2 separate regions of the Homo sapiens genome follow, and region 2 is linked to region 1. Evidence: read pairs that join two places in POLR2A ChIA-PET (ENCODE). Cell type or tissue: Panc1. All regions are shown on one strand. Links, peaks and the distances in the headings refer to the core of each region. The heading gives the core; the rest is flanking DNA.

Evidence for each region. Peaks named below come from ENCODE experiments on the same cell type or tissue, not always from the same donor. Only the 100,000 strongest peaks of a DNase experiment are listed, where the experiment ranks them.
Region 2: POLR2A ChIA-PET joins it to region 1 with 11 read pairs; 2 of 35 experiments call an interaction of 5 or more read pairs at or near these places.

Annotation. Positions count from the first base shown.
Region 1 is chr16:68,865,724-68,882,420 of GRCh38, forward strand. TANGO6 (transport and golgi organization 6 homolog) reads left to right here. Exons shown (of 18, transcript NM_024562.2): 4 at 1,356-1,497; 5 at 9,431-9,567; 6 at 12,395-12,557; 7 at 14,825-14,907. Among named protein-coding and RNA genes, the nearest start is that of TANGO6, 31 kb to the left of the region's middle. RefSeq lists a silencer at 1,038-1,197. In Panc1, for the core only: no CTCF peak of the experiment used is centred there; no DNase peak of the experiment used is centred there.
Region 2 is chr16:68,944,298-68,960,994 of GRCh38, forward strand. All of the region lies in intron 14 of TANGO6 (transport and golgi organization 6 homolog), which reads left to right. Among named protein-coding and RNA genes, the nearest start is that of TANGO6, 110 kb to the left of the region's middle. In Panc1, for the core only: no CTCF peak of the experiment used is centred there; a DNase peak (open chromatin) is centred at 8,437.

The DNA.
Region 1 (16,697 bases), core at 8,611-16,610:
ACAGTGAAACCCCATCTCTACTAAAAATACAAAAAAAAAAAAAAAATAGCCTGGCATGGTGGCAGGTGCCTGTAGTCCCAGCTACTCAGGAGGCTGAGGCAGGAGAATGGCGTGAACCCAGGAGGCGGAGGTTGCAGCGAGCCGAGATCGTGCCACTGCTCTCCAGCCTGGGCAACAGAGCAAGACTCCGTCTCAAAAAAAAAAAAGAAATCCAACTCTTTCTTTGAACTGTGTCACAGGAATCAGAGTTGCTAATGCCACAGAGGCAAGGGCTGGAATGCTCCCTCCCTGTTGTGAACTACCCTCTTAGTGGCAAATAACGTTCATAAGAATCTTCCTTGGAAGCTGGATTTGTTTGTCAGAGCTACATTCAGAGATTGTTTGCATTAACTTTGTGTTCCGAAGATCTACATTTTAATTGCTGATGCGTTTGTCTGTTTCTGAGTTTGAAATTTCATTGATTTTTCACTTTCACTGTTTTTTACTTTCTTAAAAGTAATGCAGAAGAAGGTTTTGTAAAGTTTTTTTTTTTTTTAAGGAAAAAATGTTGCTCTTTTGAAGTCTGTATAGCACACTGTTAATTGTCAGTATGACTCAGGACTTTTAAAAAATAATGTCGGCCGGGCGCGGTGGCTCACGCCTGTAATCCCAGCACTTTGGGAGGCCGAGGCGGGTGGATCATGAGGTCAGGAGATCGAGACCATCCTGGCTAACAAGGTGAAACCCCATCTCTACTAAAAATACAAAAAATTAGCCGGGCGCGGTGGCGGGCGCCTGTAGTCCCAGCTACTCGGGAGGCTGAGGCAGGAGAATGGCGTGAACCCGGGAAGCGGAGCTTGCAGTGAGCCGAGATTGCGCCACTGCAGTCCGCAGTCCGGCCTGGGCGACAGAGCAAGACTCCGTCTCAAAAAAAAAAAAAAAAGTAATGTCTAGCTGGGCACGGTGGCTCACGCCTGTAATCCCAGAACTTTGGGACGCTGAGGTGGGTGGATCACCTGAGGTCAGGAGTTCGAGACCGGCCTGGCTAACATGGTGAAACCCCATCTCTACTAAAAATACAAAAAGTACCCAGGCATAGTGGCACGTGCCTGTAATCTCAGTGACTCAGGAGGCTGAAGCAGGAGAATCGCTTGAACCCGGGAGGTGGAGGTTGCAGTGAGCCGAGATTTTGCCACTGCACTCCTGCCTGGGTGAAGAGTGAAACTCCATCTCTAAATAAATAAATAAGTCTGCATATCATAGCTATTTCTCCTTTTTTTTTTTTTTTTTTTTTTTTTACAGGCATGAGCCACTACGCCCGGCCATCATATCTATTTCAGTGACATTCAGAATTCACACCTTCTTCTTTTTCTCAGTCCTGCACAGATGTGAAGACACAGATGAGGTGTCGGGCCCCAGCTTGGCTTCGGCGTCTATGTGGACAGCTGCTCTCTGAAAGGTTAATGAGACCTAATGGTGTTCAGGCAGTAGTCCGGGGCATTTTGGAAGGAGCAGGTGGTAAGAAATAAAATGTTGCTGTGACTTTGGTATCTGTTTTCCTTTGAGTCAGAGTCTGAGGTGAATTATTGGTCTTTAGTATTTACCTTTAAAACCTGACTGAAACTAAACTCCATCCTTGCAGGGATTGAACAGGTTAAACTTAGAGGCCGTTAATGAGCTTCTTTTCCAAAGAAACTAATTCTCTTGCTCTTTTCCTAAAACACTTGTGATACACTGCCTATTTTATTGAACAATATTGTAAGCCATTTCAAATAATTTATACTATCTGGGGAAAACATTACACAGAAAATTGAAGTAAAAACCCTAAAGTAAATGTTAAATAAAGCTAGGTGTGGGCCGGGCGCGGTGGCTCACGCCTGTAATCCCAGCACTTTGGGAGGCCAAAGCAGGTGGATCACTTAAAGTCAGGAGTTCAAGACCAGCCTGGCCAACATGGTGAATCCCCGTCTCTACTAAAATACAAAAATTAGCCTGGCATGGCGGCGGGCGCCTAACCCCAGCTACTTGGGAGGCTGAGGCAGGAGAATCATTTGAACTTTGGAGGTGGAGGTTGCAGTGAGCCAAGATCGTGCCACTGCACCCCAGCCTAGGTGACAGAATGAGACTTTGTCTCAATAATCATAATAATAATAATAAAGCCAGGTGTGGTGGCTCACACCTGTAATCCCAGCACTTTGGGAGGCTGAGGCAGAAGGACTGTCTGAGGCCAGGAGTTCAAGACCAGCCTGGGCCACATAGCAAGACTCTGTTTCTACAAAAAAAAAAAAAAAAATAGCCAGGTATGGTGGTGCCCGCCTATGGTCCCAGCTACTTGGGAGGCTAAGGCAGGAGGATCACTTGAGCCCAGGAGTTCGAGGCTATAGTGAGCCATGATCATGGCACTGCATTCCAGCCTGGACAAAAAAAGCAAGACCTTGTCTCAAAAAAAAAAAAAAAAAGTTAAATGTAAAATAATTTTCTTGAAGCCAGAAATACCTTTGAGATGCAAACTTTGGGATGAAGTTTTAGAGTCATTTCCCTAATTATATTATCTAAGTTCTCATTAATAGGAAAAAAGTTAATGCTAAGCATGGTAGTAGTTTTTAATTTATGTTTTTTATTTTTTAGAGAAAATTAGACATGTACATCATTTAAAGTCAAATAGTTCTCTGAGACTTATAGTGAAAAATAGCAGTCCTCGGCATCATTCCAATCCATTTCCCATTTCTAGAAGCAACTGCTTTGAACTCTTTCAGTGAGTTTTTTCTGGTATTTACCTCTATATTTCTATTTTTTTTTTTTTTTTTTTTTTTGAGACAGAGTCTCGCTCTTTCACCCAGGCTAGAGCGCAGTGGCGTGATCTTGGCTCATTGCAACCTCCACCTCCCGGGTTCACTCCATTCTTCTGCCTCAGCCTCCTGAGTAGCTGGGACTAAAGGCGCCTGCCACCACGCCCAGCTAATTTTTTGTATTTTTAGTACAGATGGGGTTTCACTGTGTTAGTCAGGATGGTCTTGATCTTCTGACCTCGTGATCCACCCACCTCGGCCTCCCAAAGTGCTGGGATTACAGGCATGATCCTGGCCATTTACTTCTATATTTCTAACTAATATATGGGAATTCATAATTTTTTCAGTTTCAGGCATCATGTATCTACCTCTCACCATGTGTGGAAGAGGATCTTGTTCTCTTTCATAACACTGCCATCATTCCCCCAAGTACATTTTTATTTTCACATCTCCGTAATATATTTATATCTCAGTTTTGGTTAGATCAATATTCAGTGTTTATATTAGTGTAACTCTGTGATTATTATTTACAGCTGATCTATATTGTATATTATGATTACTTTCTTTTTTTACATAATCTTTTGTACTTCCTGGAGTTAATCTTTTTTTTGTACATCTGATTAGTTTTCTATGTGCTTATCACTAATCTTTTCTCAAGCTGTCCCTCTTTTGTTTAAATCTCCTTTTAATACACTGAAAAACATCAAATAGGCTGGGCATGGTGGCTCATGCCTATAATCCCAACACTTTGGGAGGCCAAGGCAGGTGGATAGTTTGAGCTCAGGAGACCAGCCTGGGCAACATGGGGAAACCCCATCTCTACCAAAAATACAAAAATTAGCTGGGTGTGGTGGTGCGCACCTATGGTTCCAGCTACTGAGGTGGCTGAGGCAGGAGGATTGCTGGAGCCCTGGAATTTGTGGCTTTAGTGAGCCATGATCACACCACTGCACTCCAGCCTGGGTGGGAGAGCGATATCCTGTGTCAAACAAACAAACAAACAAAAACCCACCAGATATTCTATCAGTTTTATCTTCTTGGAAACATCTTTCTCTGGGTCTTCTGACTTGCTTTACTCAATCCTGGTTACCTTCTACTCAGCTGCCATCCAAGGATCCCCTTCACTTTTATCCTGGTGAACACTTTGCCTTTTTTGTGTGTTCAGTCTCTTATCTCCCTTATCCCCTGCCTGTTAGTTTCCTATTGTTACTGCAACAACTTACCACAAACTTAGTGGCTTTTTTTATGGAAATGGCATTTAAACTGAGCCCTGAAGGCTGAGTTGGAATTAACTAGCTGAAGAGAGAGGGAAGATAGTTATAGGCAGAGAGAGTAGCATGTATGAGGAACTGAAGTAGAAATGAGCATAGTGCTTCTGAGGAAATCTCCACGTGGGTAGAGTAGTGAGGGCAGAGTGCAGGTAGAGTGGTGCGCAGTGAGTGGGGATGGTGGCTGGGGGCCACCTCAGGGAGGCCTGATAGGCTGAGTTCAGGATGTTGAACTTTATTCTGAGGGAGATGCGAAACGATTAACAGTTTTAAGAAAGAGAGAACATGATCAAATCTGCAGTTTAGAAATATCTATCTGGAGGTATTGTGAAGAATGGATTGGGTAAGAGCAGAAGCAGGGAGATCAGTTAAAAGGCAGACATCTGAGGAATCACGGAGGCTTGGATTAATGCAGTGGTCATGGAAATGGAGAGAAATGAATGGGTTTGAGAGATATTTAAGGAGGAGAGTTGCCAAAACTTAACGAAGGGCTGGATATGTGGGGAAGAAGGAAGAGAGCTAGAAGAATAAATCTTGACTTCATTTCTGGCATAATGTACCTTGGTCCCATCAGACAAAAGTGAGGTCAGTGTGGTTGGCAGACGTTGGTAGATTTGGTCTAGAGTGGCTATAATATTGCCTCCCCTCAGTTCTCCCCACAGTGGCTTCTAGGGCCAATGAAATAACAAATGATCAGTTACCCATAAGAAGTTGTCCCTTACAAACAGGTCTTTGCATCTTCCTTTTCCAAGAAGGGTTAGACCTCACTTAAGGGCATGCAGATTTGAGAGCTACTATAAGAAAATCAGAACCCTCTTTTTCCTATGAGTTCCCCCAACTTGTGCATGTATATATTTGTTGTTATCTATTCATACCTTGTTTCTTTCCCAAAATGGTTTGAGGCAGGTTTATATTGACCTGCATATTTGCCATTTCTGGTGGTCTTTATTTCTTTATGTAGATCAAAATTTCAGTGCAAACTTCCTTCTGCCTGAACTTTAGTTGCCATTTCTTTTAGTGTAGGTCTACTGGCAATGAATTTCTTTTTTTTTTTTTGAGACGGAATTTCGCTCTTGTTGCCCACGATCTCGGCTCACTGCAACCTCTGCCTCCTGGGTTCAAGCGATTATCCTGCTGCAGCCTCCCAAGTAGCTGGGATTACAGGTGCCAGCCACCACGCCCGGCTAATTTTTTTTTTTTTTTGTATTTTTAGTAGAGACAGGGTTTCACTGCGTTGGCCAGGCTGGTCTTGAACTCCTGACCTCAGGTGATCCACCTGCCTCGGCCTCCCAAAGTGCTGGGATTACAGGTGTGAGCCACCGCACCCGGCCTGGCAATTAATTTTCTAGCTTTTGTTTGTCTGAAAAAGTCTAGTTCATCTTCCTTTTTGAAAGATATTTTTTATTGGGCATAGAATTCTAGGTTGACATTTATTTTTTCTTTTAGTACTTTAAAGATATTCTGTTGTCTTCTGGCTTGTGTCATTTCTGATGAAAAGTCTGCTATCATTCTTATCTTTGTTCCTCTATAAATGATATACCATTTTTCCCTCTGACTGCTTTTAAGATTTTTCTCTTATGGCTGGTTTTTAGAAATTTGATTATGATGTACCTTGGTGTGGTGTTGGTTTCTTTATGGTTTTTTTTCTGCTTTTTGGAGCTGTGGGTTTATAGTGTTTGCCATATTTGGAAATTGCTCAGACATTATCTTCAAATATTTTTTTCTGTACTCCCCTCAGATCTCTCTTTCTGAGATTTGAATGACACCAAATATTATGTTTACTGTTGTCCTGCCAATTACTAATGCTCTTTTTGTGTGTGTCTTCTTTTCTCTATGTCTTTTTTATTTTTCTCTGTCTTTAAAATTTTTTTTTCCCCAGAGACAGGGTCTTGCTCTGTCTCCCAGGCTGGAGTGCAGTGGCATGATCTTGGTTCACTGCAACTTCTGCCTCCCAGGTTCAAGCAATTCTGGTGCCTCAGCCTTCTGAGCAGCTGGGATTACAGGCATGCGCCACCACACCCAACTAATTTTTGTATTTTTAGTAGGGACAGGGTTTCGACATATTGCCCAGGCAGGTCTTGGACTCCTGGTCTCAAGTGATCCACCCACCTTGGCCTCCCAAAGTGCTGAGTTTACAGGCGTGAACCACTGTGCCTGGCCAAGGGCAAATTTTTAATAGTTGTCTTAATGGGCCAGGCGCAGTGGCTCAAGCCTGAAATTCCAGCACTTTAGGAGGCCAACGTGGGCGGATCACGAGGTCAGGAGTTTGAGACCAGCCTGGCCAACATGGTGAAAGCCTGCCTCTACTAAAAATACAAAAAATTAGTGGTGCGTGCCTGTAGTCCCAGCTACTCAGGAGGCTGAGGCAGAAGAATCGCTTGAACCTGGGAGGTGGAGGTTTCAGTGAGCCGAGATCTCGCCACTGCACTTCAGCCTGGGCGATAGGGTGAGACTCTTGTCTCAAAAAAAAAAAGAAGTTGTCTTAATGGTCTTGTCTTCTAATTCTGTTATCTCTGTTTTTTTGGGGTCTGTTCTACTGATTTTTTTTTCTTTTTTTTTTGAGGCAGAGTCTTGCTCTGTCACCCAGGCTGGAGTGCAATGGCACGATCTTTGCTCACTGCAACCTCTGCCTCCCAGGTTCAAGAGATTCTCCTGCCTCAGCCTCCCAAGTAGCTGGGACTACAGGTGTGCGTCCTCATGCCCAGCTAATTTTTGTATTTTTAGTAGAGACAGCGTTTCACCATGTTGGCCAGGCTGGTCTTGAACTCCTGACCTCAGGTGATCCGCCCGCCTTGGACTCCCAAAGTGCTGGGATTACAGACATGAGCCACCGCCCACAGCCGGTTCTGTTGATTTTTTTATTCTAATTATAAGCCATATTGTTTTCCTTCTTTGCATGCCTGGTAATTTTTTTTTTTTTTTTAGATGTTATTCACATACCATAGAACGGTGGCGCGATCTCAGCTCACTGCAACTTCCCAGGCTGGAATGCAGTGGCGCGATCTCGGCTCACTACAGCTTGCGCCTCCCATGTTCAAGAGATTCTCTTGCCTCAGCTTCCCGAGTAGCTGGGACTACAGGTTTGTGCCACCACACCCAGCTAATATATTTTTTTAAATTTTTAGTAGAGATGGGGTTTCACCATGTTGGCCCGGCTGGTCTCAAACTCCTGACCTCAGGTGATCCACCTGCCTCGGCCTCCCAAAGTGCTGGGATTACAGGAGTGAGCCACCGCACCCGGCCAGAAGTCACTTTTTTTTTTTAAAGAGTACAGTTTGGGGTGTTTAGTATATTCACAGAGCTGTGCAGTCATCACCAATATCTATTTCCAGAACATTTTCCTCAACCCTCCCCCCATGTCCCCCCAAAGAAGCCCTCATACTCACTAGCAATCACCACTCCTCATTCTCCCCTCCTCTCAGATTCTGGTAAGTACTACTTCACCTCCTGGTCTCTTTGGATTTACCTGTATTGGCATTTCATACAATACATGGTCTTTGTGTCTGGCTTCCTTTACTTGGCATAATGTTTTTGAGATTTATTCATGTTTTTTGTTTGTTTGTTTGTTTTTGAGACAGAGTTTTGCTCTTGTCACCCAGGCTGGAGTGCAATGGCATGATCTCAGCTTACTGCAACCTTCTTCTGCCAGGTTCAAGCGATTGTCCTGCCTCAACCTCCCAAGTAGCTGGGATTACAGGCGCCCACCACCACATCTGGCTAATTTTTGTATTTTTAGTAGAGACGGGGTTTCACCATGTAGGCCAGGCTGGTCTCAAACGCCTGACCTCAGGTGATCCACCTGCCTTGGCTTCCCAAAGTGCTGGGATTACAGGTGTCAGCCACCGTGCCCAGCCGAGGTTTAGTCATATTATAATATGAATGAATCAGTCCTCCATAAAAATTATTCCTTTTTATGACTGAATAATAATTCCTCATGTGGATATGCTTGGTAATTTTTGACTGGATGCTGAACATTTTTATTCTACATTGCTGAGTGCCAGATTTTTATATTCCTTAGTTGGACTTTGTTCTGGAATGCAGTTAAGTTACTTGGAATTAGTTTAGTCCCTTTGATCCTGGCTTTTCAGCTCTGTTAGTGTGGTTCTACAGCAACCTTTAAGGTAATTTAACCCCTTTTTGTATTATACTAAGTGTGTTGTACTAAGTGTAACAATACAGATTGTACTAAGATAATAGACTTCTGAGAATTCTAGTTGTTGCCCTGTGTATTAGGAGATCCTCCCAGGCTGGCTGGTGGGAACACAACTCTTCCCAGCCTTTATGAACCGTGGGGGTTGTTCCCCCCTACTCCTTTCTGGTGGTTATTGCCCCAGGCTTTGGTATTTTCCTCACACATACGTGTATCATACTCTACCAAAGACCTGAGAGAGGACCCTTTTGCAGATCTTTGGAACTCTCTCTACATGTAACTTCCTCCCTTCTGGTATTTTGCCCTGAAAATTCCAGCTGCTTTGGCCTCCCTGAACTCTGAACTATGTTTCTTCCACTGAACAAGATGCCAGGCTTCATTTGGGCTGCTATTGTTATCGCCTGAAAACTCTCTCCAGTCAGTGAACGAGGGCAGTCGTCAAGCTCAGTTTGTTTGCTTCCGTTCTCTCAGGGATCAGTGTCCTGGGCTGCCTGTTGTCCACTGTCTGGAAACCATTGTTTATATATTTTGTCCAATTTTATAATTGCTTAAGACGGTAAAGTAATTCTGGTCCCTGTCACTCTACGGCTGTGGCTTAAGACAGTTTAAATGAAATGATACATACAAGGAGACAGAATAATAATAGTAATAAACATGGTGAAGCTAGTATTCCAGTTATATGAATAATATCATTATAGTGACTAAGTGCTAGTTTTTCTCTGAATTTCCCAGAAACTAGCATCAAAAGGAACGTATAGGCCAGGCGCGGTGGCTCATGCCTGTAATCACAGCACTTTGGAGGCTGAGGCGGGCAGATCACCTGAGGTCAGAAGTTCGAGACCAGCCTGGCCAACATGGCAAAACCCTGTCTCTACTAAAAATAGAAAGGAATTACCTGGGCATGGTGGTGTATTCCTGTAATCCCAGCTACTCGGGAGGTTGAGGCAAGAGAATCGCTTGAACCTGGCAGGAAGAGGTTGCAGTGAGCTGAGATCATGCCACTACATTCCAGCCTGGGTGACAGAACAAGACTCCGTCTCAAAAAATAATAATAATAAATAAATAAGAAATAAAAAACATAAAAAGGAAAGTATAGAAGGGTAGATTATCTTATAGAAAAAAATAAACTATTTTCAATAGAAAAGATAAATGCATTTTACCTTAAATTTTAAGACAAATTTGTTACATGGGACCTTCTGTGGGGAATTGCTGTGAGCTGCTAACATCTCTCTCCATTGTGCCAGCGGGAGCAGCTGGTGGAAGTGATGCTGAGGTGACGGCTGCTGACTGGAAGAAGTGTGACCTGATCGCAAAGATTTTGGCCTCTTGTCCCCAGCAGTCTCTTTCACCAGAGAATTACTACAGGGACATCTGCCCCCAGGTAAATCTTTTTGTTTCTATTGATCATTTGAGGATTATCTGCTTATTTACAGAAAGAGGACTTTTAATGTTCCTCTAGTATTGAGATAAAAGCAGTATAATATTTAAGTTTATTGTTTAGTGAGGAGCCTTCTTAATAAATGAATAAAAACCGGTGGAAGAGACTGACCTAATTGTTCAGTTTAAGAATGACGAGGCCAGGCGCAGTGGCTCACGCTTGTAATCTCAGCACTTTGGGAGGCCGAGGCAGGCGGATCACCTGAGGTCGGGAGTTCGAGATTAGCCTGACCAACATGGAGAAACCCCGTCTCTACTAAAAAAAATACAAAATTAGCTGGGTGTGGTGGCGCATGCCTGTAATCCCAGCTACTTGGGAGGCTGAGGCAGGAGAACGGATTGAACCCGGGAGGCGGAGGTTGCCGTGAGCCGAGATTGAGCCATTACACTCCAGCCTGGGCAACAAGAGTGAAACTCCGTCTCAAAAAAAAAAAAAAAGAATGCCTCACCACTACTAAATGATTTGCCCAGCTTGCTCTCAGAGCTAGAATACGAAACTCAAGTTTCATCTTGTTCGTTATCTTTTCTCTCCATGTGTTTTTAGTTAGTTTTTAAAGGCAGATATTAAATAAACAAGGTAAATTAACATGGCAAACAATTTAAAAAGCATAAAAGAGTAAACCGAAAACTAAGTCTCCCTACCATTCCTGTTCTCCAGTCCCTCAGAGGTAGTCACTGCTATGAATTTCTTTCCAGAGATATTCTGTGTATTATGCATATACCATCATATGTGCATATGTTAATGTATGTATATATTAACATGTATGTGCATACACACATACATTAACATATACACATGATGGTACAATTAATGCTAATTTTTTTTTTTTTTGAGACAGAGTTTTGCTCTTGTTGCCCAGGCTGGAGTACAATGGTGCGATCTTGGCTCACCACAACCTCCACCTCCCGGGTTCAAGCGATTCTCCTGCCTCAGCCTCCCGAGTAGCTGGGATTACAGGCATGCGCCACCACACCCGGCTAATTTTGTATTTTTGGTAGAGATGGGGTTTCTCCACGTTGGTCAGGCTGGTCTCGAACTCCTGACCTCAGGTGATCCGCCTGCCTCGGCCTCCCGAAGTGCTGGGATTATAGGCGTGAGCCACCATGCCAGGCCAGTGCTAATTTTTATCTAAATGATAGCATGCAGCATGCCCTCTTTTCATTTTGCTTTTTTTCATTGATAGTGTACTTTGGCCAGGCACAGTGGCTCACTCCTGTAATCCCAGCAGTTTGGGAGGCTGAGGTGGGCAGATTACTTGAGGTCAGGAGTTCGAGACCAGCCTGGCCAACATGGAGAAACCCCAACTCTACTGAAAATACAAAAATTGGCCAAGCGTGGTGGTGCACACCTGTAGTCCTAGCTACTCAGGAAGCTGAGGATAGAGAATCTCTTGAACCTGGGAGGCAGACGTTGCAGTGAGCTGAGTTTGCACCAATGCACTCCAGCCCGGGTGACAGAGCGAGACTCCATCTGAAAAGAAAAACAACAAAAAACACAGTGTACCTTGGAGATCATTTCATTCATTTTCATGGGTACATGGTATTTCATCATATTAATGTACTGTAATTTATTTAACCAGCCTGTTATTGATGCACATTTGAGTTGTTTCCATTCTTTTTCTATTACAAATTATGCTACAGTTAATATCCATAAGTCTTTGTACATAACTACCAGTATTACCATAGGAAAAATTCCTAGAATTGAAATTATTGGTTCAAAGGTTTTATGCATTTAAATTTTTGATCGATATGCTTTATGTACCTATTTTCCCACATTTTTACCCACACAATGTGTTACAAACTTTTTTGATCTTTGCAAATCTGATACATGAAAAATGTGGGGCTGGGCACGGTGGCTCACGCCTGTAATCCCAGCACTTTGGGAGGCTGAGGCGGGCGGATCACGAGGTCAAGAGTTTGAGACCAGCCTGATCAACATAGTGAAACCCCGTCTCTACTAAAAATACAAAAATTAGCTGGGGGTAGTGGCATGTGCCTGTAATCCCAGCTACTTGGGAGGCTGGGGCAGGAGAATTGCTTGAACCTGGGAGGCGGAGGTTGCAGTGAGCCGAGATTGCACCACCGTATTCCAGCCTGGGCGGCAGGGTGAGACTCCATCTCAAAAAAAAAAAAAAAAGGAAAAAGAAAAATGTGGAGGGAGTTTTCTTAATATTCCCTATGCGTATGCCTAAAATGAGCCTGTATTTTATAAATTTGATAAAATTATTTAATAAAAACACTGCAAGTATGAGAGGTGGGCAAAAAAAATTTTTTTTTTTGAGATGGAGTCTCGCTCTGTCGCCCAGGCTGGAGTGCAGTGGCGCGATCTCCGCTCACTGCAAGCTCTGCTTCCCAGGTTCACACCATTCTCCTGCCTCAGCCTCCTGAGTAGCTGGGACTACAGGCGCCCGCCACCACACTCGGCTAAGATTTTTGTATTTTTAGTAGAGACAGGGTTTCACTGTGTTAGCCAGGATGGTCTCGATCTCCTGACCTTGTGATCCTCCCGCCTCGGCCTCCCAAAGTGTTGGGATTACAGGCGTGAGCCACCACACCCGGCCAAAAAATTTTTTTAATTAAAAATAAAAACACTGCCTGTTCAGCTCTCTTACCCTTTGATACTGGGTATGTTAAATTAAAAGAATTCTGTTGAATCAGTGTTATTGAGGTGAATTTATTTTTTGTCTTAAAGAAATTCATGCTTTTTGTTTTTAGTTACTGTCATATTCCTTGCAAAAAACTGGTATTTACTTCTTGTAGTTTTTTTGTAGGTTCTGGATTTATTTCACTTTCAAGATAAATTGACAGCACGACAATTTCAGAGAGTTGCCACCACTACCTTTATAACTTTGTCAAGAGAACGCCCACATTTGGCAGCAAAGTATTTGCTCCAGCCAGTGTTAGCTCCTCTTCATCGATGTTTGAATACAGCAGGTAAAGGAGGAAGTGTGGTGGCTGTGTGTGCCTCTAAAGGACCTTCTTCAGTATTTCACGTTGAAATGATTTAAATCTGTGTTATATCAGTCTCTTTAGTTTTCCTTCCCCTCCCCCCAACTTTTTATTTTGACAAATTCACTTACAAGTTTCAAGAAGAGTATATTGAACTACCCATATACAGATCACCTAGACCGAATAACTTTACATTTTGGCCACATTTATTTTATCTTTCTCTCTTTCTATACATATAAACATGTCTTTTCTGAAGCATTTGAGACTTAGTTGCAGACATCACAACACTTCACCCCTAAATACTACAGTATGCATCCCCAAAGAAAAATGTCAGTCTCCTACATAACCACAAGGCGATTACCACACTCAGGAAATTTAACATTTATACAATATGCTTTGATATAATATACAAATTCCATTCAAACTTCTCTAATTGTTTCAATAATTTGTTTTAGAGCTATTTTTTTTTTAATCCAGAATTCAATCAAGAATCATGGCTGGGCGTGGTGGCTCATGCTTGTAATCTCAGCACTTTGGGAGGCTTAGGCGGGCAGATTGCTTGAGCCCAGGAGTTCGAGACCACTGGGGCAACATGGCAAAACCCCGTCTTAACCAAAAAACAGTATAAAAATTAGCCAGGCATGGTGGCAAGCACCTGTAGCCCCAGCTAGTTGGGAGGCTGATGTGGGAGGATCGCTTGAGCCTGGGAGGTTGAGGCTGCAGTGAGCCATAATCACACCTCTGCACTTTAGCCTGGGCAACAGAGTGCAACCCTTGCTCAAAATAATAATAATAATATATGATAAAACTATGTCTAAATAAATAGAAAGACTTATTATAAAACTTTAAAAACTTTTTTTTAAATTTTTATTTCTGTATTGTCCAGGCTGGTCTGGAACTCCTGGGCTCAAGCGATCTTCCTGCTTCAGCCTCCCAAAGTGCTGGGATTGGTGAGGTGGGAGGATCACTTGAGCCCAGGAGTTTGCAACCAGGCTGGGTAACATAATGAGACCCTGTCTTTAGAAAAAATTTTAAAAATTAGCTGGGCGTGGTGGTGCACGCCTGTATTCCCAGCTGCTCGGGAAGCTGAGGTGGGAGGATCACTTGACCCAGGAGGTTGAGGTTGCAGTGAGCCATGATCACACAGTTCCACTCCAGAGCCTGGGTTACAGAGCAAGACCCTGTCTCAAATAAATAAAAATAAAATATAACTATTTTAAAACTTTTTGAAGGGAAATTTTTAAACACATATTATAGAGATTATATAATGAACTCCTATGTACCTGTCACCTAGATACAACTATTAACTCTGCCATTTTCTTTCTTTTTTTTTTTTTTTTAGACAGAGTCTCACTCTGTCACCCAGGCTGGAGTGCAGTGGCATGATCTCGGCTCACTGCAAGCTCTGCCTCCCAGGTTCATGCCATTCTCCTGCCTCAGCCTCCTGAGTAGCTGGGATTACAGGTGCCCGTCACCACGCCCAGCTAATTTTTTGTATTTTTAGTAGAGATGGGGTTTCACTGTGTTAGCCAGGATGGTCTCAGTCTCCTGACCTTGTGATCCGCCTGCCTCGGCCTCCTAAAGTGCTGGGATTACAGGCGTGAGCCACCACACCTGGCCAACTCTGCCATTTTCATTTCATCCAATCCCCAATTTTTATTCAATTAAGTTTAAAATGAAAAAAAATTTTTTTTTGAGACAGAGTCTCACTCTGTTGCCCATGCTTGAGTGCAGTGGCACAATCTCGGCTCACTGCAACCTCCGCCTCCCGGGTTCAAGCGATTCTCCTGCCTCAGCCTCGTGAGTAGCTGGGACTACAGGCCTGCCCCACCACACCCGGCTAACTTCTTATATTTTTAGTAGAGATGGGGTTTCACCATATTGGCCAGGTTGATTTCAAACTCGTGACTTTGTGATCCGCCTGCCTTGGCCTCCCAAAATACTGGGATTACAGTTGTGAGCCACCACACCTGGCCTAAAATGAAAATTCTAAGTGATAATGTGCTATAGGTAATTGGCAACGTTGGTGTTTTTTCTTAGTGATACATAAAATAACAATGCATGTTTATAATCAGTGGCATCATATATTCCATGAAATGTGTATGAATTGTGTATTGTTCAATGATAACCATTTTCTGATCTTAGGTGTTACTTACTGAGCCATCTTTCTAGTAAAGCTTCCTTCCTTAGCTTTAGTATGTCCTATTCAGTGAGGCACTAAATATGGGTAATTTTGTGTGTTTATTTTCTAGAGCTTTCAGAGAGTGACATGGTACCAGGAACTATTTTGGTGACAGAAGAAGAACTTAGTAGATGCATTGAGGATGTGTTTAAGGTTGGTAATCTGAGTCACTAATGTTTTTATTTACTTCTTATTTAAAATTTTTTTTAAATTTTTTCTTTTTTTGTAGAGATGGTGGGGTCTCACCACGTTGCCCAGTCTGGTCTTGAACTCCTGGCCTCAAGCGATCCTCCTTCCTTAGCCTCCCAAAGTGCTGGGATTACAGGTGTGAGCCGCTGCTCCCAGCCTTTTAAAATAATTTTACCTTTTAATTAGCACTTGAACCGTTGGAATGACTAATCTAAAGCTCCAAGCTGTCTGGTTTTCACTTTGAAAACCAGAAACTGTAAGCTGACGTTTTTTGTCTTTTGTTGTTGTTGCTTTTCCTTTTTGTGGAGAATGAGGTCTCACTATATTGCCCAGGTAGGTCTCGAACTCCTGGGCTCAAGCTATCCTCTTGCCTCTGCCTCCCTAAGAGCTGGGATTACAGGCGCGAGCCACTGCGCCTGGCAAGCTGACCTTTTTAAGTGAAAAAACTGATATATTTTTGAAACCCTGTTAATTACATCATTTATTCTAAATGTTGAAATAGTTTAGTTTCTCTAACTGGCAAATGCCGCTGATGAAAGCATGTCTATTGAAGAAGTTGACATGGAGCCGGGCATGGTGGCTCACGCCTGTCATCCCAGCACTTTGAGAGGCCGAGGAGAGTGGATCACCTGAGGCCCGGAGTTCAAGACCAGCCTGGCCAATATGGCGAAACCCTATCTCTACTAAAAATACAAAAATTAGCCGGGCCTGGTGGCACACACCTGTAATCCCAGCTACTTAGGAGGCTGAGACAGGAGAATTGCTTGAACCCAGGAGGTGGAGGTTGCAGTGTGCCGATATCATGCCACTGCACTCCAGCCTGGGGGATAGAGCGAGACTCTGTCTCCAAACAAACAAACAAAAAAAGAAATTGACAGGGGCTTTTTCAATACTATAGTCTTCCTAAAAGTGTATGATAATTGAATCTACTTTATAACTTTTGATAGTAATTACTGTCATAACAAATTAAGTCTGAATAAATGATTCCTGCAAATGACTACATAAATATATAACAAGAATGAAAATTTGCTTTTCTATTCATAGAAAAAAAGTGAATGAAAACTAAGAATCTAAATGTTATGTTCTTTATTATCACAGCCTTATAAATATATGTGGTATATGCTTTTGGAAAGCAAATGAAATTCATTGTGTTATGGCTAGATGGAAGTAGGATAAATATTCTTTAAAGTTTATTTTAGGCCCAGTGTGGTGGCTTATGCCTATAATTCTAGCACTTTGGGAGGCCAAGGCAGGAGGATTACTTGAGGCCAGGAGTTCAAGACCAACCTGGTGAATATAGTGAGACCCGAGCTCTATAAAAAATAAAAATAATAAATACAATTTATTTTAATAAATTTATAATAATTTACTGCTGAACACTTTTACATTAGAAAACAGCTTTCAAAACTGTATTTCATATAAAAAGGTACAGCTGCTTTGGAAAATAGTTTGACATTTCCTCAAAAAGTTAAACCTGGAGTTATCATATGGGCCCAGCAATTCCACTACTAGGTATATACCCAAGAGAAATGAAAACTTGTTCATATAGGCCGGGCACGGTGGCTCACACCTGTAATCCCAGCACTATGGGAGGCCGAGGCGGGCAGATCACGAGGTCAGGAGATTGAGACCATCCTGGCTAACATGGTGAAACCCCGTCTCTACTAAAAATATAAAAAAATTAGCCGGGCGTGGTGGCAGGCACCTGTAGTCCCAGCTACTCGGGAGGCTGAAACAGGAGAATGGCGTGAACC
Region 2 (16,697 bases), core at 4,087-12,086, 74 kb after region 1:
AATATGCAAAAGCCAAATAAACACAAGTGCTGATGGAAAATAAAGTATGTACTTACCAAGAGGACGATCAGCTGCCTTTCCCAACTGAAGGGAAAAGGAAAAATTCTTTCACCCAGGCCTCAACCTGGAGGAAAAATATCTCTTCACTCAGACCTCACAGCTGAGGTCTGCCAGGAGGAAAAGAGTCCTCCCCAACAGATGATCTCCCAACCAGAGAGAGACCCCCCTCCAAATAAGAGGAGGAAAGACCCTTCTCTAAGCAAATCCCAAACAAAACAGAACTTTACCCAAAGCAGGAGTGCCATCCAGGAGACTCACCAGGGAACACCTAGCTGACTCGTGGGAGAGAGGGTGCTCAAAGGCCCTCAATGTGAGTACCTTATGTCATAGTTCCAAGGGCCGATGATTTTTCCCAAGGTGAGTCAGGTTTGGAATCCCACTTCTGACACCACATATGTCAAAATCAAATAAAATATAAGGACAAATCTCTAAATTTAAAACATTTTGCAGAAGCAAGAATTGCAATTCAGGGCATACACAGACAGGGTGGTCTTCCATATGTCTGAAGAACAAAGATAAGTTTAGAGGTTTGGCCGGGCACGGTGGCTCACGCCTGAGGCAGGCAGATCACTTGAGGTCAGGAGTTCGAGACCAGCCTGGCCAACATGGTGAAAACCCATGTCTACTAAAAATACAAAAATTAGCCAGGTGTGGTTGTGCACACCTGTAATCCCAGCTACTCTGGAGGCAGGAGAATCACTTGAACCCAGGAGGTAGAGGTTGCAGTGAGCTGAGATCAGGCCACTGCACTCCAGCCTGGGTGACAGGGCGAGACTCTGTCTCAAAAACAAAAAAGAAGAAGAAGAGGAAGAAGTTTGGAGATTTTATAAAAAGGAGAAATGTTACATACTGTTCCAGAAAGAAAGTTCATTGGCACTGTAAAGTTCTGAGCAGCTGACAAGCTCTGAGGAGTGACAGTGGTGGGTAAAACTAGTCTTAGAGTTGCAGCAAGTTTGTTTCAGTAGCTAAGATAAAACTGGTTTTAGGTTACTTTTTTAAATTTCTTTTTTATTTTATTTTTTTTTAATTTCTTGGTTTTAGGTCACAATAGGGAGTTTCAGCAGCTGGGCTTGTAGGGAATTATACTTTTGGGGCAATATTATGTGCACTGCGTGCTTTGTTTCCCTGGCCTCTCAACTCTTAGGTGGGTATGACAAAAATGACCAAATTTGTTTGATCAGCTTTCACATAGCCACCCTAATGGGTGTGAAGGGGTATCTCATTGTGATTTGATTTGCACTTCACTCATGACTAGTGATGTTGAAGATCTTTTTATGAGTTCATTGCCCATTTGTAAATCTTCATTAGAGAAGTGTCTATTCAGATTCTTTGCCTTTTTTTTTTTTGAGATGGAGTCTCACTCTGCTGCCCAGGCTGGAGTGCAGTGGCATGATCTTGGCTCACTGCAACCTCCACCTCCCAGGTTCAAGTGATTCTCCTGCCCCAGCCTCCTGAGTAGCTGCGATTACAGATGCCTATCACCACACCCAGTTAATTTTTGTATTTTTAGTAGAGACAGGGTTTAGCCATGTTGGCCAGGCTGGTCTCGAACTCCTGACCTCAGATGATCCCCCGCCTTGGCCTCCCAAAATGCTAGGATTATAGGCGTGAGCCACTGCGCCCAGCCTCTTTGCCCATTTTTAATTTTTTTTTTCCTTCCTATCATTGAGTTATAACAGTTCTTTATACATTCTGGAGAAAAGTCCTTTATCAGATGCATGATTTGCAGATATTTTCTGCCATCCTGTGGATTGTCTTTTCTCTTACATAATGGTGTCATTTGAAACACAGAAGTTTTTACTTTCAATGAAGTCTAATTTCTGTTTCTTCTTCTTCTTCTTTTTTTTTTTTTGACACTGAGTCTTGCTTTGTCGCCCAGGCTGGAGTGCAGTGGCACGATCTCGGCTCACTGCAAGCTCCGCCTCCCGGGTTCACGCCATTCTCCTGCCTCAGCCTCCCGAGTAGCTGGGACTACAGGCTCCCACCACAATGCCCGGCTAATTTTTTTGTATTTTTTAAGTAGAGACAGGGTTTCACTGTGTTAGCCAGGATGGTCTTGATCTCTTGACCTCGTGATCCGCCCACCTCGGCCTCCCAAAGTGGGGGGATTACAGGCGTGAGCCACCGCGCCCGGCCTTTTCTTTTCTTTTAAGACAGGGTCTTACTCTCACCCAAGTTGGTGTGTAGTGGTGCGATCTTGGCTCACTGTGGCCTTGATATCCCCAGGCTTACTACAGCCTTGGCCTCCCACCTCAGCCTCCCAAGTAGCAAGTAGCCAGGACTACAGGTGCACACCACCATGCCCAGCTAATTTTTGTATTTCTTGTAGAGACAAGATTTTGCCATGTTGCCCAGGCTGGTCTGAAACTCCTGGGGTCAAGTAATCTGCCTGTATCAGCCTCCCAAAATGCTGAGATTACAGGTGTAAGCCACTGTACCCCACCTAATTTCTCTTTCATTGCTTGCACTTTTGATATCATTTCTAACAAATTGTTGCCTAGCCCAAGATAATGAAGATTTATTTCTGTGTTTACTTCCAATAGTTGTACAGATTTCACTCTTACATTTAGGTCTGTGATCCATTTCGAGCTAATTTTTGGATGTGATGTGAGATATCCCCATTTTATAGGTGAAAATTCTGAGGCCTACATGAGTTAAGTTCGTTTTTCAAGATTACACAGCAAATAATTTGAACCATGTTCTTGGCCTCTTAATCTTAATCTTAATCTTATTTTTCCCCCAGTATGCTAGGTTACTTCTCTAGAGCTTTCAAATGATGATAGAAATTGGCCATGTTGTTCTATCTTTAAAATTTAAAGGCTGGGCGCAGTGGCTCACGCCTGTAATCCCAGCACTTTGGGAGGCCGAGGCAGGCGGATCACGAGGTCAGGAAATCAAGACCATCCTGGCCAACATGGTGAAACCGTCTCTACTAAAATTACAAAAATTGGCCAGGCATGGTGGTGTGTGCCTACAATCCCAGCTACTCAGGAGGCTGAAGCAAGAGAATCGCTTGAACCAGGGAGTCGAAGGTTGCGGTGAGCCAAGATTGTGCCACTGTACTCCAGCCTGGCGACAGAGTAAGACTCCGTCTCAAAAAAAAAATTAAAAAGATGTATTATGATTGTCAATAATATTTATTAAAATTAAATAATGCTTAATTATCTAGAAAGCTTTGATTCTGTCAACAAGCCTGAAATATAATAAGACTAGATATTATAACCCATCTCTTTTTTTTTTTTTTTTTTTTTTGAGACAGAGTCTCCCTCTGTTGCCCAGGCTGGAGTGCAGTGGCGTGATCACAGCTCACTGCACGCTCTGCCTCCTGGGTTCAAGAAATTCTTCTGCCTCAGCCTCCCAAGTAGCTGGGACTACAGGCACACACCAACATGCCCAGCTAATTTTTGTATTTTTAGTAGAGATGGGGTTTCACCGTGTTGGCCAGACTGGTCTGAAACTCCTGACCTCAGGTGATCCGCCTGCCCCGGCCTCCCAAAGTGCTGGGATTACAGGTGTGAGCCATCACGCCCAGACTACAACCCATCTTTTATAACTGAAGAATTGACTTGCCTACAGTCACAGAAGTTGGGAGAGTGATGGAGCTGGGATCAAGCCATTTTACAGGGATTCCCAGTCTCTTGTACCTTATCTTACTACAGTGCAGCTGATATATATATATATATATGATGCCTTCTTTCCCTCTCCCAAGCCAGAGATTGCATTTCAAAGCCCACAACACTTGAGTTTTACACTAGCTTCATTTTTTGAATATCTGTCCAGTGGTTTCCTTTATCAATCAAAGATTGATACATTCAAATTTGCATCAGAATATTTAACAATTTAGTACTTACATGTAAGTAAAAGATGAACCGGCTACTTCACTGTTAGCTATTTTCACTTTCCAAGATTGCCTTGGATGTAAAGAGAAATGACAGTAAGTAACTATTGTCATTTATTATGACAAGTTAGCATTTATTGAGTATCTATGTGCTAGTCACAGCAACCCTGCAGGTTAGGAATTATTCTCCCCATTTTACAGATGAGGGAACTGAGGCTTAAGGATGTTAAGTAACTGGCCCACAGTGACTCAGATACCTCATGACAACATCAGGATTTGGATTTGTGCCTCTGGCTCTGAAGTCTACATTTTTGCCACAGGGAAAAATAATCAATCATAGTGCCCTCATTCTTTTTGTTCCCAAGATGCAAGGGCTGAGTTTCCTAGTGGTCTTAAGTATAGGAGAACCAGGCCTACCTTTGGAAAATTGTTTCACTATATATCAACCCTGTTTATAACTTAATAGTATGCTGACCTCATGCTTGATTTTTGTTTTATTTTTGCTAACATGGCAATGTGTCAAGTGTTAATTTTTAAGCAATCTCTGTGTGTATCTTTGAAACTCATCTTTCACATGGACTGTGAGTACGTATTACCTCACACACTGCCCACCCTTCTTCCTGCAGACAATCATTAGTGTTTCAGCATTGAAAGTATCAGCATTGTTTTAGGAGCATTAGGAAAGAGGCTTCAGAAATCAATCCTGGGTGGCTGGGTGCGGTGGCTCACGCCTGTAATCCCAGCACTTTGGGAGGCCAAGGTGGGCGGATCACCTGAGGTCGGGAGTTCGAGACCAGCCTGACCAACATGGAGAAACCCTGTCTCTACTAAAAATACAAAATTAGCTGAGCGTGGTGGTGCATGCCTCTAATCCCAGCTACCTGGGAGGCTGAGGCTGGAGAAACGCTTGAACCTGGGAGGGGCAGGTTGCGGTAAGCCGAGATCGCGCCATTGCCCTCTAGCCTGGGCAACAATAGTGAAACTCCGTCTCAAAAAGAAAGAAAGAAAGAAAGAAGTCAATCCTGGGATTTATCCAGTTTACTGAGAGCGTGAGTTAAGTAAGCACGTAGCTTTCTGTATAGAACTTTTGAGATCTGTTGTATTTCTGGTGCCAATAAATGACATTTAAAAATAGCTTACCTTGGCCAGGCATGATGGCTCACACCTGTAATCCCAGCACTTTGGGAGGCCGAGGCAGGCAGATCACTAGAGGTCAGGAGTTTCAGACCAGCCTGGCCAACATAGTGAAACTTTGTCTCCACTAAAAAGACAAAAATTAGCCGGGCATGATTGTCAGTGCCTGTAATCCCAGCTACTTGGGAGGCTGAGGCAGGAGAATCGCTTGAACCCGGGAAGCAGAGGTTGCAGTGAGCCGAGATTGCACCATTGCACTTTAGCTTGGGAGATGAGCGAAACTCTGTCTCAAAGAAAAAAAAAAAAAGCTTACTTTAAAATAATACAAATTATGAGGATGTGAAGAAATGTTGCCGGTAGAAATGTAAAATGGTACAGTTGCTTTGAAAAATAGTCTGGCCATTTTCAAAAGGTTAAACATGGTTATCATGTGACCTATCAGTTCCACTCCTAGGTATATACCCATGAGAAATGAAAACATATGTCCACACAAAAGTTTATATTTATATATATATATAGGCATTATTTATAATAGCTGAAAAATTGAAACAACATACATATTAATATCTACCGCCTGATGAATGGATTCATAACATCTGATGTATGTACACAGTGGAATATTATTTGGCAGTAAAAAGGAATGAACTATTGATTCATACTGCAACATGAATGAATTTGAAAATATGGTAAGGAAAAGAAGCCAGACACAAAAGGCCATGTGTTGTATGATTCCTATATGAATGAAATGTCCAAAACAGACAAATGTATAAATTCAGAAAGTAGAGTAATAGTTGTCAGAGGATGTGGGGGATGGAGGAGTAAGGAGTGACTGATAATGGATATGAGGTTTCTTTGTGAGGAGATGAAAATGTTTTGGAATTAGATAGTGGGGATTATTGCACAGCCTGGTAAATATACCAAAACTAACTGAATTGTACACTTAAAAAAATTAAAGGCCACACGTGGTGGCTCATGCCTGTAATCCCAACACTTTGGGAGGCCGAGGCAAGCAGATCACCTGAGGTCAGGAGTTTGAAACCAGCCTGGTCCTACATGGTGAAACCCCATCTCTACGAAAAATACGAAATTAGCTGGGCATAGTATGGGTTCCTATAATCCCAGCTACTCTGGAGGCTGAGGCAGGAGAATCGCTTGAACCTGGGAGGCGGAGGTTGCAGTGAGCCGAGATCGAGCCACTGTATTCCAGCCTGGGCGACAGAGCGAGACTCTGTTTTAAAAAAAAAATTTAGGATGGGCGCGGTGGCTCACACCTGTAGTCCCAGCACTTTGGGAGGCTGAGGTGGGTCGATCACGAGTTCAGGAGTTCGAGACCAGCTTGGCCAACATGGTGAAACCCCATCTCTACTAAAAGTACTAAAATTAGCCAGGTGTGGTGGCGGGCACCTGTGATCCCAGCTGCTCAGGAGGCTGAGGCAGGAGAATCGCTTGAGCCTGGGAGGCGGAGGTTGCAGTGAGCTGATGTGGCACCGTTGCACTCCAGCCTGGGCAATAGAGCAAGACTCTGTCTCAAAAAAAAAGTAAATTTAAAAAATTTAAAAATAACGTTAAAAACTCAGAACAGTACTGTTGTTTTTTGTGGAGCTCTCAGGACTATGAAAGATGGGTGGGCAGGATTTAGACACTCAAATGAGTGTGAGGGGATTGAAGCTGAGGGAAAAGCAAAGGTAGGAAGATGTTCAAGAGTGGGGCCAGACCAGGTGCTGTGGCTGCTGCCTGTAATCCCAGCACTTTGGGAGGTCGATGTGGACGATCACTTGAGCCCAGTAGTTTAAGACCAGCCTGGACAACATGGCAAAATCCTGTCTCTATAAAAATTTTAAAAATTAGCCGGGTGTGGTAGCGCATGCCTATAGTCCCAGCTACTCTGGAGGCTGAAGTGGGAGAATCACTTGAGCCCAAGAGGTCAAGACTGCAGCAAGCTGTGATCATACAACTGCACTCCAGCCTGGGTGACAGAGACCCTGTCTCAAAAAAAAAAGGCAGGGTGGGGGGGTTGGGCAAATATAAAGTATAACAGAAGGGAAGCAGTTCAGGTTGTTAGTGGAGCAAAATGGGCATGAAGGCAAGGTATAGGAGTCAGTATCTTCATCTCCCATTTTTCAGACAAAGAAACCAGGGCTAAGAGGCCAACTGCTTGGCCAACCAGTATGTAATAGAGGCTGGATTCAACTCCAAAGCCAAGGCCCTTATTTATGCCTCTGTACTTCCTTCCTTTTTCCATTGCATTTTCTCACCTTTGTCACAACACCATGGCCTCTGTTCTTTTTTTTTTTTTTTTTTGAGACAGAGTCTCGCTCTATCGCCTAAGCTAGAGTGCAGTGGCGTGATCTCAGCTCACTGCAAGCTCTGCCTTCCCGGTTCACACCATTCTCCTGCCTCAGCCTCCTGAGTAGCTGGGACTACAGGCACCCGCCACCACGCCCAGCTAATTTTTTGTATTTTTAGTAGAGACGAGGTTTCACCGTGTTAGCTAGGATGGTCTCGATCTCCTGACCTTGTGATCCACCCGCCTCGGCCTCCCAAAGTGCTGAGATTACAGGCGTGAGCCACCACACCTGGCCAGCCTCTGCTCTTACGGATGGTAAAATTAAACCATGGAACCATGGATCATGACATTTTCAGTGAAGCAATTAAATACTTCTTAATTTCATGGCTTCTGGGGCTCCTTTAAAGTCCCTCACCTCCTATTCATATAGACTAGCTGTCACAAAGGCAGGATTCATGACCAAGAAGGCAACATGAGATACCTCCAGGTAAAGAGTCAGTTGCTTAAATGTCCACTTTACAAGCTATTAAGGAGGTCTAAGTACCTTCCCTGCAGAACAGCGATTTAAATTTTGCCCTGGAGCCACCCTTTCTCTAGTAAAGTTGGAATTTGAAGGCAAGTTAAGGAGGATGGAGTAGTGAGAGAGCTTGTAAGTAAAACAGCAAGTCCCTCTTCAGACTTCCCCTTAAATACAGCATCCCACACTCTCTAAGTAATCCATGGTTTTTACTGGAGCTTTATTGCAGTATCAGCTAGAGGTGCACCCTGCTTTTGTGTTTCCCTCCCCAACTAAAGAGCAAGCAGCCTATGTCACCCTTCATCTCAAATACAAATTAAAATTCCTAATCTCACCAGATGTGATTAAGATGATACTTGAAGCTGTTCACACACTTAGTAAGCCCAATTATATTTTTTATTAACACTGACATAGTTCCTTTTGTTGGTGAATCATAACTTTACAATTTTTAACTGAATGAAGCATCAATTACCCCCTCTCAGGTCACGTTGAGAACTTGGCAGTGGTGGAAGGTAAACTTAAATGGTGTCTGTACAGTTTGGGCAACACATTTTTAGATTTTTACATTAGGCTTTTGTGCTTCCTGACCTTGTGGTATCTCTCCTGCCCCAGAGGAGGATTGAAGGTTGGGAATGAATTGAGCCTCAGGGAATGAATCACAACCCCTTGAGCTGCCAAAGACCTCATTAGGTCATCTCTCTGTCCACCTGCTGGGACATGATTGCTAAGGTGTTTCTTAGGAGAAAGCTGTTTTAGAATCACTTTTGTACTTTGTGTTCAACTTTTGTTTTCCACTATTGATAACCTTTAAATAGGGACAAAAAGAGAATTGTAAAATATTTTCTTTGGCAATTAGGGTTTTCTTTTTGTTGTTGTTGTTAATGGCTTAAAATGTTCATTCACTCAACAGGTATTTTTTATTATTATTATTATTATTATTATTATTATTATTATTATTTTGTGTGTGTGAGACGGAGTCTTGCTCTGTCTCCCAAGCTGGAGTGCAGTGGCACAATCTTGGCTCACTGCAACCTCTGCCTCCCAGGTTCGAGCGATTCTCCTGCCTCGGCTTCCTGAGTAACTGGGATTACAGGCACGCACCACCACGCCTGGCTAGTTTTTTGTATTTAGCAGAGACAGGGTTTCGCCATGTTGGCCAGGCTGATCTCGAATTCCTGACCTCAGGTGATACACCTGCCTCGGCCTCCCAAAGTGCTGGGATTATAGGCGTGAGCCACTGCACCCGCCTCAACAGATATTTATTGAGCACTGCTATGTTTGAGGGTGCTGTGCAAGGTACAACACTGAGAAAAACAGTCATGTCTTGCCTTCATGGAGTTTACAGTTGGAGAAGAGCAAATGATACAAAATCACACAAATGTAAAACATGGTTTTGACACAGGTGCTCTAAATAAAAGGTACATGGTGTTCTCTCACTAACTCCATCCTCCTTAACTTGCCTTCAGATTCCAACTTTACTAGATAAAGGGTGGCTCCAGGGCAAAATTTAAATAGCCGTTCTGTAGGGAAGATACTTAGACCTCCTTAATAGCTTGTAAAGTAGACATTTAAGCAACTGACTCTACCTGGAGGTATCTCATACTGTCTTCTTGGTCGTGAAACCCGCCTTTGTGACAGCTAGTCTATATGAATAGGAGGAGAAGGACTTGAAATGAGCCCCAGAAACCATGAAATTAAGATGTATTTAATTGCTTCACTAAACATGTTTTAGGGACATTTTCCCTGACAGCAAGGGAACGAGGCAGTAACCCATCAGTGAGGATCTGTGGGTAGTTAGGAATTAACCTAGTAAAGAAGGGAGGAGACCAGGCACAGTGGCTCATGCCTGTAATCCCAGCACTTTCGGAGGCCGAGGTGGGCGGATCACTTGAGGTCAGGAGTTCGAGACCAGCCTGGCCAACATGGTGAAACCTCGTCTCTACTAAAAATACAAAAAAAAAGAAAAGTTAGCTGGGTGTGGTGGTGTGTGCCTGTAATCCCAGCCACTTGGGAGGCTGAGGCAGGAGAATTGCTTCAACCCAGGAAGCAGAGGTTGCAGTGAGCTGAGATCGTGCCACTACACTCCAGCCTGAGCAACAGAGCAAGACTCCATCTCAAAAAAAAAAAAAAAAAAAGGAAGGAGGAAAGAGTGTTGTAGGATGCGAAACAGCAAAGCAGCAGGACTACAGCAGGGAGGAGCAGGAGGCAAGAACTGCATGAACGCCTGTGCCCTCCAGACCCTTAGGATCAGTAAGGAGGGGCATGGGTGAGTGGGTTTGGAGCACCAGGCAACCCACTCTAACCAGATGGCTCTCCTTTTCTCTCTTTCATCAAGCCCTCTCTTAAGATTTCATGGAAAAACAAAGTTCTGCTGCTCAAAAGAAAAAAAAAGTTTTGAGAACTCACTGTCAGGCTATGTACGTGCCTAGCGAGAAAGTTTTATACCACATTTCATGTGTCATGCCACATACACACCCTTCCTCACCTCTTCACCACTGATGGAGAATTCAGTCTCTCCTTAAGCCTACTTTCATAAAATGCAATGAGAATGTTTGGATATCTGTACAAATTTCTGAGCTTGGTTGTCCAACACACAGCCCTTAACCATTATGAAAAACATCCTAATTGCAGATTAAAAAGGTAAAAAACCATATGGCATTATTTTAGGCCAGTGGGTTTTAAGTAATTTTTTAGCGGTGGAATCCATTTTCAAATGAGATCTAACATGAAGGCATCAAAAACTCAGGTGATTTTTATTTTCTTCTTTGTGTCTTTTATATTTTTCATGTTTTCTAATATGAACACGTATTGATTTTATAATAAGAAGAGAATGTTTTTAAAATTACATGGCTGTTTAGGGAAACTGAATTGTTTCATGACAACAAGGTTCAGGGACTAGTACAGATTGAAACAGATGGCTTCCCTCGGTGTAGTACCCCCCGTTGACCTTTTCACAACTAGGGATTACTAAAGCACAGAGTGACTATGGCTTTTTCACTGTGAAATTATATGACAGCAGAAACCTAACTGACAAACAGATGTTTTTCCCAAGTGGAGCTTTTCTTAATGAAATCGTTGCTTGGAAACCAGACCATAATAATAACTTCTCTATATTTAGTTTGTAAAGTGATTCAGTTTGCAAAATTATTAAGTCAGAGTATACTAATTAGATAAAATTGAATGTATCTATTATTTGTCTTGCAATTCAGCAACCAAATGGTTAAGCTAGGAGCAGAATTTCATCCGGGATATATCTGTCCAGATGCCATTCATAACAGGGGACATACAAGGAAAATGACAGCTCATAGAGCAACGCTGCTCTGCTCCTCACTGTGACTGCATTGGCACAGTGGTGTTTGATCTTTCACTCATACTTATTAGAAGCTGTTACTTGCAGCACTTATTAAGATGCTGAGACGATCAGTTGGGTCACTGGGTCAAAAATTGTACGTGAAAATGTGAAAATAAATTCAATTTAAATTACTCAGTGAGACAACAGTATAAAGGAGAAAGATTCAGGAGTGAATATACTTGTTTAGCATGATAGAATTTATCAGTGGAAAGTCTGATATACTATTAGTAATACAAAGAAACCTTAACATGCAGCATATTTGTCAGGTAGATTAAAACATTAAATCTTAAATTCAAACTATACATATTCTATAAAAAAATAGATATCTGCCTTCCACTTCCAGTAATAATGAGATAACTCAGCTAAAAATAACTATTATATAAGCCAGGCATGGTGGCTCACATCTGTAATCCCAACACTTTGGGAGGCCCGAGGCTGGAGGATTACCTGAGGTCAGGAGATCAAGACCAGCCTGGCCAACATGGTGAAACCCCATCTCTACTAAAAATACAAAAATTAGCTGGGCATGGTGGTGGGCACCTGTAATCCCAGCTACTCGGGAGGGTGAGGCAGGAGAATTGCTTGAACTCAGGAGGTGGAGGTTGCAGTGGGCTGAGATTGCACCACTGCACTCCAGCCTGCGCAATGGGGTGAGACTCTGTCTCAAAAAAACAAAACAAAAAATAAAAACAACTATTACATAGGGTAACATATTTAAAACACTTTAAAAGCATTAAAGAGCTCATAAGAAAACAGGGAATAACCAAGCCAGCATCTAAAGAGAAAACCAGAACTCTATGAGGTGAACTGAACATAAGAACCTGCATTTACTCTGAGGGCATTTGCTTGAAATTAAGCTGTGGGTTTCATGGCTTTGAAGGGCAACATTGCAGAAATGAAAGCCCAGACCAAGTTTGAAGTAGGAGTCTAACAGAAGGCCCTCCAACATTAAGCTTAGACCCGCTAAGGAATACGCCTCCAGATGTACCTTCAAGTACCTTCACCTGTTCCCAAGGGTCTGGGAGTAGACTTGTCTTGGCACTAAGCAGAGCAGGAGGGAATAAGGAAAGAAAACCTCTATCTGAGGCCAGGCACAGTGGCTCATGTCTGTAATCTGAGCACTTTGGGAGGCCGAGGCAGTTGGATCACCTGAGGTCAGGAGTTTGAGACTAGCCTGGCCAATATGGTAAAACCCTGACTCTACTAAAAATACAAAAATTAGCCAGTCATGGTGGCAGGCACCTGTAATCCCAGCCACTCGAGAGGCTGAGGCAGGAGAATCACTTGAACTCAGGAGGCAGAGGTTACAGTGAGCCGAGATTGCGCCACTGCACTCCAGCCTGGGCGACGGAGTAAGTCTCTGTCTCAAAAGAAAAAAAAGGAAAAGAAAAAGAAAACTTGTATTTGAGAGGTTATGATCACGGAATGGACCTCTTCTGCTGACTTGCTTTATTGGGATTCAGGAAATCTCAAGCAGGGAATTAGAATTTAAAATGTTTCTATACCTGTAGTGTCTATAAGAGTCTTGCAGAAATGAAAGCATATCTCCTATGGAAGAAGGCCCCTTCATCCTAGACCTCGAAGAATCCTCATTGTCATTTTTTATTTTTACTTTAATTTTTAAATTTTTTAATAATTAAAAAATATTTTATTGCGGTTTTATGTGTGTATGCATGCATGCATGCATGTATAGCAACATAAAGTTGGCCATTTTAATTATTTAAAAATCTACAATTCAGTGTCATTAGTTGTATTGATAATGTAGTCATTATCACTATTTCTAAAACTTTCTCATCAGCCCACACAGAAACTCTATAACATTAGGCAATAATTCCCCATTTCTTCCTTCTCCATGTAATTATTTAAGGCTAATAATTAGTACATAGTCACAAAATAACCAAGCATAACACTATTTTTTTTTTTTTTTTTTGAGACAGTGTCTCGCTCTGTCACCCAGCCTGGAGTGCAGTGGTGCGATTTTGGCTCACCGCAGCCTCCACCTCCCTGGTTCAAGCAGTTCTCGTGCCTCGGCCTCCTGAATAGCTGGGATTACAAGCGCCCAGCACCATGCTTGGCTAATTTTTGGATTTTTTAGTAGAGACTGGGTTTCACCATGTTGGCCAGGCTGGTCTCGAACTCCCAACCTCAAATCATCTGCCCACGTTGGCCTCCCAAAATTCTGGGATTACAGGCGTGAGTCACCATGCCCAGCAAGCATAAGACTTTAGATGTTGGAATTGTCACATAGAAATTATGAAGTAACCATACTTATTATATTTAGAGAAATACAAGATAAGTTTGAAAATATCTTCAGGGAATGGGAAACAACAATTATCTAATAGATTTGAAAAATGAAATGGAAAGTCTTAAAGTAAAAAGTAGAATAACTAAAATTAAAAATTCAGGCCACATGCAGTGGCTCACACCTGTAATCCCAACACTTTGATAGGCTGAGGAGGGTAGATCATTTAAGGTCAGGAGTTCGAGACAAGCCTGGCCAACATGGTGAAACCCCGTTTCCACTAAAAATACAAAAATTAGCCGGGTGCAGTGGCAGTCCCCTGTAATCCCACCTACTTGGGAGGCTGAGGCAGGAGAATCACTTGAACCGGGAGGCAAAGGTTGTAGCGAGCCAAGACTGCGCCATTGCACTCCAGCCTGGGCAAGAAGAGGGAAACTCCATCTCAAAAAAAAAAAACAAATTAAATTAAAAATTCAGTGTATGAGCCGGGTGCAGTCACTCGCGCCTGTAATCCCAGCACTTTGAGAGGGTGAGGCGGGCAAATCACCTAAGGTCAGGAGTTCGAGACCAGCCTCAACATGGAGAAACCCTGTCTCTACTAAAACCACAAAATTAGCCGGGCGTGGTGGTGCATGCCTGTAATCTCAGCTACTTGGGAGGCTGAGGCAGGAGAATTGCTTGAACCTGGGAGGCGGAGGTTGCAGTGAGCTGAGATCGCGCCACTGCACTCCAGCCTGGGCAGCAAGAGCGAAACTCTGTCTCAAAAAAAAAAAAAAAAAGAGAGAGGAAGGAAGGAAGCAGGGGAGGGAGAGAGAGAGGGAGGGAGGAAGGAAAGAAAAGAAAGGAAAGAAAAAGAAAAAAAACCTCTTTTAATTGCAGAAACAGATTTTTAAGAGGCTTTCCCTCTATTTACAGATGTCCAGGATGAGCACAATGGCTTATACCTGTGATCCCAGCACTGTGGGAGACTGAGATGGGGGAGGATTACTTGAGACCAGGAGTTCAAGACCAGCCTAGGCAGCATAGCAAGGTCCTGTCTCTACGAAGCATTTTTTAATATTTTAGCAGGGTGTGGTGGTGCTTGCCTGTGGTCCCAGCTACTCAGGAGCCTGAGGCAGGAGGATCATCTGAGGCCAGGAGTTCAAGGTTGCAGTGAGCCATGATCATGCCACTGCACTCCAGTCTGGTTATCAGAGTAAGACCCTGTCTCTAAATTTAAAAAAACAAGTGTCCTGTTATATCTCACTAAACACAGGATTTTAACCTGAAGGGTTAATGTCAAGTTAACCCCTGTGTAGAACCCTACAGGGTGCCTGATTAGGTTGGATAACTCCCTGAAATTATAGGCAGAGTGTTTATGTGTGTATTTTCATATTTTAGGAAAGAATTCTTTGGAAGAGTTTTACAGTAGTTCTGTTTGGTTTCCATGTGACACTACAGTTTTAAGTCCTGCATGTCATGTTTGCTCATTTCACAATGATCGCTTTTTCCAAGCCACTGCTAGCCTGGAGCACCTATCACAAAGACTTGCCTAATCATGTCATCAAGACATCTGTTAGGGTTAAATAAGGAAAAAATGGGCCGAGTGCGGTGGCTCACGACTGTAATCCCAGCACTTTGGGAGGCCAAGGTGGGTGGATCATGAGGTCAGGAGTTCGAGACCAGCCTGACCAACATGGTGAAACCCTGTCTCTACTAAAAATATAAAAGTTAGCTGGGTGTGGTGGTGTGCACCTATAATCCCAGCTACTCAGGAGGCTGAGGCAGGAGAATTGCTTGAACCTGGGGGGTGGAGGTTGCAGTGAGCCAAGATCACGCCACTGCACTCCAGCCTGGATTACAGAGCAAGACTCCATCTCAAAATAAAATAAAATAAAAATAAAAATAAATAAGGAAAAAATGGAGAACTGAGGAAGAGTTTCCACCTTGCCTCTGTCACTGGCTGGTGCCCCAGACACAGGGCACATCTCCTAGCCCACCAAGCTTTTCTCAGGACACTTGGAGGATGTGAAAGATCAGCCCTGTCTTGCCAGAACTTTAGGCCAGGTGGCAACTCTCCGTGGAAGCCTTTGGCTTTTTCTAAACTAGTGAGAACCTGACAAGTCAGTCAGCTCTGCTGATTCTGCAGCTTTTCTTTGCATAGGCTTGAGGTGAAATGTCAGTAGAAAACTTAGGGGAAAAATAAACCTGAAGTTCAGGTGGTTCTCCTCCTACCTGGACCACCCATCTCAGGGCTTTCAGGAGGTGTGAGGAATGTTTTGTTTTCTTACCTAAATTTGGCGGACAGAGAAGTACCCATTATTTTCTTGGATATCCGAAGCCCCTCTTTTCTTTTTACTGGTAACTGTTTCTTTTGATAGCATAAAGAGAATATTTATGTGCTTTTTTACTCTTTGAAAGCTACATAAAGAAAATTAAATGAATGACGCCTGGCTTCTTTATTTCTTACCCGTGATCAGCTGAATTATAAGTTTCGCTGAATGCTTAGGGCAGTGATTACTTTCAATGCAGCAGTAATTGCCGTTTTCTTTCCCTTCCTTCTTTATGCCTTCAGTCAGTATTAGGGCAGCTTTTTTTTTTTTTTTTTCTGTACGTACTCCAGAACCTTGATCATCATGGTGTTCTTAAGGCACAGCTTTCCTGACTTCTGCTCTCTCACTCCTTCCCCTCTGGGATTCATTCACAGGTATTTGATAGAGGCAGCCCAGCACAGCTGACTGTAAGCTTTCCAGTGCTGTTTTTTAAATTATTTTTTATTTAATTAATTATTATTCTTATTTATTTATTTTATTTGAGACAGAGTCTCGCTCTGTCACCCAGGCTGGAGTGCAGTGACACAGTCTTGGCTCACTGCAACCTCTTCCTCCCGGGGTTTAAGCAATTCTGCCTCAGTCTCCCAGGAAACTGGGATTGCAAGTGTACGCCACCATGCCTGGCTAATTTTTGTATTTTTAGTAGAAACGGGGTTTCACCATGTTGGCCAGGCTAGTCAAACTCCTGGCTTCAAGTGATCCACCCACCTCAACCTCCCATAGTGCTGGGATTACAGGCATGAGCCACTGTGTCTCCAGCTGTGTTTTTGGATTTGTTTTATTTGTTTGAGTGTAGTAGCACAAGAGATTTAGGGGGCTTGCAGTAGCCTATAAAGATGTTGTGGAGTGGAGGTGTTTGAGAATCACTGGTTAAAAAACTGAAACTCATTAAAATCCAAGTTCTTCATTTTCTTTCATATGGCTTTTCCGTTATCCCTAATGTTGGCAGCACCTC